Linked DNA regions of Homo sapiens: region 2 is linked to region 1. The links are chromatin loops, found by intact Hi-C in ENCODE. Cell type or tissue: heart right ventricle. All regions are shown on one strand. Links, peaks and the distances in the headings refer to the core of each region. The heading gives the core; the rest is flanking DNA. Region 1 overlaps YES1 (YES proto-oncogene 1, Src family tyrosine kinase). Region 2 overlaps CLUL1 (clusterin like 1).

The links. Hi-C counts contacts between places; a loop is a spot of excess contacts. Peaks named below come from ENCODE experiments on the same cell type or tissue, not always from the same donor. Only the 100,000 strongest peaks of a DNase experiment are listed, where the experiment ranks them.
Region 2: a loop joins it to region 1, with 5 times the contacts of the local background. A loop is called at or near these places in 23 of 110 quality-filtered maps.

The regions. Positions count from the first base shown.
Region 1 is chr18:740,637-743,558 of GRCh38, forward strand. It overlaps YES1 (YES proto-oncogene 1, Src family tyrosine kinase), which reads right to left. Exons shown (of 12, transcript NM_005433.4): 7 at 2,624-2,779; 8 at 2,282-2,461. Among named protein-coding and RNA genes, the nearest start is that of ENOSF1, 29 kb to the left of the region's middle. RefSeq lists an enhancer at 1,288-1,357. In heart right ventricle, for the core only: a CTCF peak has its summit at 1,398 (motif pointing right); no DNase peak of the experiment used is centred there; H3K27ac peaks cover 663 bases.
Region 2 is chr18:622,892-625,813 of GRCh38, forward strand. It overlaps CLUL1 (clusterin like 1), which reads left to right. Exons shown (of 10, transcript NM_001393344.1): 5 at 1,974-2,141. It overlaps LOC105371952 (a long non-coding RNA gene), which reads right to left. Exons shown (of 7, transcript XR_935082.4): 6 at 1,629-1,855; 7 at 1-1,316. Among named protein-coding and RNA genes, the nearest start is that of CLUL1, 27 kb to the left of the region's middle. In heart right ventricle, for the core only: a CTCF peak has its summit at 1,306 (motif pointing right); a DNase peak (open chromatin) is centred at 1,270; H3K27me3 peaks cover 534 bases.

The DNA of each region.
Region 1 (2,922 bases), core at 209-2,708:
GTTTGGACAGATTATAAAGGGACAAGTGCTAAGTGAATACCAAAATGAGGAATTAAAGAGTTTTAAAAATAGAAAGGACTTTTGTTATCTTGTATTCTAAATCTCTCCCGCCTGGAAATAATTGTACCCAGTGGTCTGACAACACAGAATTTTACCATGTTCTCCCAATTAAATAATTCTTAAAATTAATATACAGAGCTAAATGGGCTATTAGCCTTACCTTCATTATATTTCTTATGTTCCAATATCTTTTTTAATTGTTAAAGTCTTTATTTATTTGAAACGGAGTCTCACTCAGTCACCCAGGCTGGAGTGCAGCGGTGTCATCTTGGCTCACTGCAACCTCTGCCTCCCTAGCTCAAGCCATTCTCGTGCCTCAGCCTCCCGAGCAGCTGGAACTACAGGCACAAGCCACCACGCCCAGCTGTTTTTTGTATTTTTAGCAGAGACGGGGTTTCGCTATGTTGGCCAGGCTGGGATCGAACTCCTGACCTCAAGTGATCTGCCTGCCTCGGCCTCCCAAAGCGCTGGGATTGGAGGCATGAACCACTGTGCCTGGCCTGCTTCCAATATCTTGATTTAAACATCTTCCCTGTCCTTTTCTCCTTTTTTTTTTTTTCTTTTTTGAGACAGTCTCATTTTTTCACCCCAGATGGGAGTGCAGTGGCACAATCACAGCTCACTATGGCCTTAACCTCCTGGGCTCAAGCAATCCTCATGCCTCAGCCTCCTGAGTAGGGAATACATGTGTGTGCAACCACGTCCTGCTAATTTTTTTAGTTTTTGTAGAGATGGGGTTTCACCATGTTGCTCAGGTCAGCCACCATGCCTGGCCCTCCCTTCCCCTCTGGTTCATCTAATATACTCTTTGAAAGGGCATATTTGGGCTGGGTGTGGTGGCTCACACCTGTAATCCCAGCACTTTGGGAGGCCAAGGCAGGCTGATTGCTTGATCCCAGGAGTTCCAAACTAGCCTGGGAAACAGGGTGAAATCCCATCTGTAGAAAAATACACAAATTATCTATGTGTGGTGGCATGCACCTGTAATCCCAGCTACTCAGGAGGCTGAGATGAGAGGATCGCTTGAGCCCAGGGAGGTCCAAGCTGCAGAGAAATGTGACTGCACTCCACCCTGGGGGATAGAGTGAGGCCCCACCTCACAAAAAAACAAAAACAACAAACAAACAAGCAAACAAACAAAAAAATGTCATATTTGGCAACTGTTTGCAGTAGACATTCCTTCCAAAGAGCGCCAGGTGCTTTGGGTCTTTAGGTGTGTTCTGGCTATCAATTAATAGGCTGTATAATTTCTTAACTTTTGGTTTCAGTCCCCTTTTGAGGGGAAAAATTTTCCTACAGCAAATATGTAACTTGTAGTTGTCCTTGTCACCACTAGATGGAACTACATCATTGACCAAGACACACCACTGGAGAGGGTGACATAATTAGTGACTACTGTATATTATTGGTTCAAGAGTAAAAATAATAATAAAGCAGATGAAATCAAACACATAAAAATCAGGCCTGTCAGCTTATCTGCTGACTTACTAGTTCCTCTAAGTACCATCTGCACAGGGAAAAAGAGGAAAGAGTATCAATCTTCTCTTTATCCTCCCCCTAACTAACCCTGTTACTGAAGATCCCATCTTGTGGTCTAGAGTTAAGGAAAATGAAGAAACTTCCATTGAAGGTAGTGGGGAGGCCAGGCACAGTGGCTCATGCTGGTAATACCAGCACTTTGGGAGGCCAAAAAGGGAGGACTGCCTGAGGCCAGGAGTTCAAGACCAGCCTGGGCAACATAGTTGAGACCCCAGTCTCTATTTAAAAAAAAAAAAAAAAAGAAAGCAGTGGGGAAAAAAGTTCCTAGAAGTCCTGAATATAGGAATTATGTTTATATTAAAATGAGAAAACTAATTCATTTTAACTTTACCTTATTTCTTTGCTTTAGTACTAAAAATGTAAGTATCTTTCTGATTTTATCATTTTAATTAAATGTGTACAAACACTTTCTATTTTTCACCTTTCTAGCTTTTCCATTTGTTTTAGTCAAACTTAATTTCAAAATTAATTCAGCCTGCCTACTTTTCCTTTTAAACGTCATACTATCCTCTGGAATAACTGGATAATCACTATTCCATTAAACAAAGTGTCAGGTTTCTTCTATCCAAATATGTCTACATAAAAATCTTAAATTAGAAAACAGTATAAGTCTATATGCATACAAATCAAGACTCTTAAAAACATTATCAACACAAATACCTAAGGAGATACTAATACATACCTTTTGACATAAATTCAGTGACAATGTAAATTGGTTCTTCAGAAACAACAGCATATAGTGGAACAAGTTTATCATGTCTTAATTTTTTCATTATCTGAGCTTCTTGAAGGAAAGCTTCTGGCATCATTGTACCTGGTTTTAGTGTTTTGATTGCTACTTTCGTGGTTCCATTCCATGTTCCTAAAGAAATAACACATTTTAGGAATTTATATTTTAAAGGATTTTAGACCAAACTTCAGTGAACAGCACTTCTCTTAAATATTGAAACATATTTTATCATAAATTGTTGCACTTTAATCCACAGCTAAACAATGACAGAAAACAAAAATTCAGGCTTCTTACCCATCCACACTTCGCCGAAACATCCTTGTCCTAGTTTAACCTCTAGTCGCAAAGATTCTCGAGGGATTTCCCAAGCATCTTTTGCTAGACCTTGAGTCTGAGGTTTCACAGTTGGACACACAGTTGTCAACTTGTGGCATAAACCATCAGCATGTTCTAGATAAATGAATAAACTATACTGTAATATCAATTACAAAAATTAAGGGGCATATAGTGTATCAATGTTTTAAGTTTAAACTGTAGAAAAACAAAAACAGAAGTCCTTTCGAGTTTTACTCTAAAAGCACAAAACAAAAAGG
Region 2 (2,922 bases), core at 244-2,743, 120 kb before region 1:
ATTTGCCCAAGGGTACACAGCCACTGTAGTTTGGAATTGGGAATATTAGGATTTTGGCTTATGAGGACAATGAGCAGAATATGTAAAATTGGGACTGATTGAGAAAATCCTGGAGGTATTGTTACTTGCCTTGGAGAAACAACTTTTTTTTTTTTTTTGAGACAGAGTCTTACTCTTGTTGCCCAGGCTAAAGGACAATGGCACGATCTTGGCTCACTGCAACCTCCGCCTCCTGGGTTCAAGCGATTCTCCTGCTTCAGCCTCTGAAGTGGCTGGGATTACAGGCACCCACCATCATGACCAGCTAATTTTTGTATTTCTAGCAGAGACAGGGTTTTACTATGTTGGCCAGGCTGTTCTCAAACTCCTGACATCAGGTGATCCACCCGCCTCAGCCTCCCAAAATGCTGGAATTACAGGTGTGAGCCACTGCACCCTGCCGAAAAACAACCACTTTAAGATGTAAGATTCAGCCAGGTGAGGTGGCTCATGCCTGCAATCCCAGCACTTTGGGAGGTCAACCTGGGCAGATCACTTGAGGCCAGGAGTTCGAGATCAGCCTGGGCAAAATGGTGAAACTCCGTCTCTACTAAACATACAAAAATTAGCCCGGCATGGTGGCACGCACCTGTACTCCCAGCTACTGGGGAGGCTGAGGCAGGAGAATCTCTTAAACCTGGGAGATGGAGGTTGCAGTGAGCTGAGATTGCACCACTGCACTCCAGCCTGGGCGACACAGCCAGACTCTGTCTCAAAAAAAAAAAAAAAAAAAAAAAAAGATGTAAGATTCCAAAATTGTTCTACAAAGTCCAAGGACACACACACACTCCTGTCTGGGTCAAAATGTATATTGGCAAGCTGGGGCCCTGGCAGTTTTCTTACGTGGATCATACCAAATGCTACGTGGCTTAGCAGCCAAACTTTACAATGAGGACAACTGACAAATCCTAGCCAGGCAGAGAAGATGTGGAAGATTGTCAGTGCCCAGGTGATTCTTTGGGCTTAATACTCCAGGAAAGGGTCATTTCCATTAGCTCTGAGGCTGTCTTCTTATGGCCAGATCCACTATACTCACTTCATTCCCCTGCACGATATCTCGGCATGGAGGGGGCTGGGGTTCAGAAGTCCACACTTGCAGGGAAGCCAGAGGTTTGGGCAGGGGCACAGGAAGAAAGGTCTGTTGCACCATGGTGCTGACCCGTGAGGCACTCCAGGGGCAGGGCTGAGGCTCGCAGGGACAGGTGCCACTGCTGCTGGGCTCCTCACCACCCAGAGCAGGACTTGGCCAAGTACAGCAAGCACCACAAGGGGGAGCACTGGGAATATAAACAAGAAGAACAAAGCTTGTTTATATTCCCATTTATATTTATTTAATATTACATTATATATAAATATATTTATTATATTACATTCTAATTGCAGAGATGCCATCCTGCGTCTCGGCAATTACAATGTAACTCAACGGGAACATTTAACTTGACATACAAGAATTGTACTTTCTTGCAATGTTTAAGGATATACAACAATTAAAGACAGCATAAATGAAAGAATTAAAATGTACCAGCTTTATAAACTGTAAAGCCCACTTTCCCCATGCACCAGTGGATGAGAATTGAAGACAGACTTACCGGTAAATAGGTAAATCACAGTTGTTCCCAGATCGGGATGGCATCTTCATTGTCAGGTCACCCACACCTAGAGTAATGTCTGTCACATAGCAAACACTCAGTAAATACTTATTGAACAAATGAATGAACAGATGAATAAGATTTACAGTCTTCAATAGGAATCAATCAGTGCTCTTTTCTTAAACTAAACAGAAAGCTTTGGGGGAGATCTGACAGCTGCGAGGCACCTGAAGGAGAAAGAATGAAAAAGCAGTTTAGAATGTATACATTTCAAAGGGTGAAATCAACTAAGGTGCACATAGATTATGAAATGGAAATTGGACTTTTGTTTCTACTTTTAACTAGGAGGCCCTGAAACTTCTGAATGAAGTTCAAGAACATCTGGAGGAAGAAGAAAGGCTATGCCGGGAGTCTTTGGCAGATTCCTGGGGTGAATGCAGGTCTTGCCTGGAAAATAACTGCATGAGAATTTATACAACCTGCCAACCTAGCTGGTCCTCTGTGAAAAATAAGGTAAGAGAAAAAGAGAGCTCAAGATTTCACAGTTCTTGAGGCACCTATTTCAGCTTACTTTTTTATTAATTTATGTTAATATTTAGAACGGAGATGCCTGATCTGATAGGGGCCTTTTGCTTTCTAGAATCTAATACTAATGTTTACATACCATCACCTGTGTATACGCAATTTATAAGGTAGAGCACCCATTCAGTGGTCACTGAATGCATCTCTTAAAATATCCTGGCTTTCTGCCTTGTATTTGTTATTTGTGAACATGTTCCCACTAGATAGTAAGCTCTTTGAGGGCAGGGATCATATCTTATTTGTCTTCACTTATGCATTGGTGGCATCCAGTAAATGTTTACCAAATTGCATTTGGAATCATAGCATTGCAGTCTCTGATTTCAATCCACATTAATTTTTCCTTCTGGAGGCCAAATATTTAAAGATACTCTCTGCCTCCCAAATCTTACCTTCAACATGCTTGCCTCCTTATGCATAACACACACACACACACACACACACACACACACACACACACACCCCTTCATGTCCCCTTTTGCCCTACCCATGTATGTAGGACTGGCATGTTTTCTTTTTTGTACCCTTTGGTTATCTTCTGAGCAGAGGGATCACAGAGGGTGGTGACCTGAATAGGATGAGCTCTGCCCCACTAACGGCTCCAATTAAGCTAGATTTTTCTCCCCCTTCAAGAAGTGAGCTGAATACAAAATTGAGTGGAATTTCACGCTCCATATTAGAGCACATACTAATTAGGGTATGCTCCTGGCTTGGC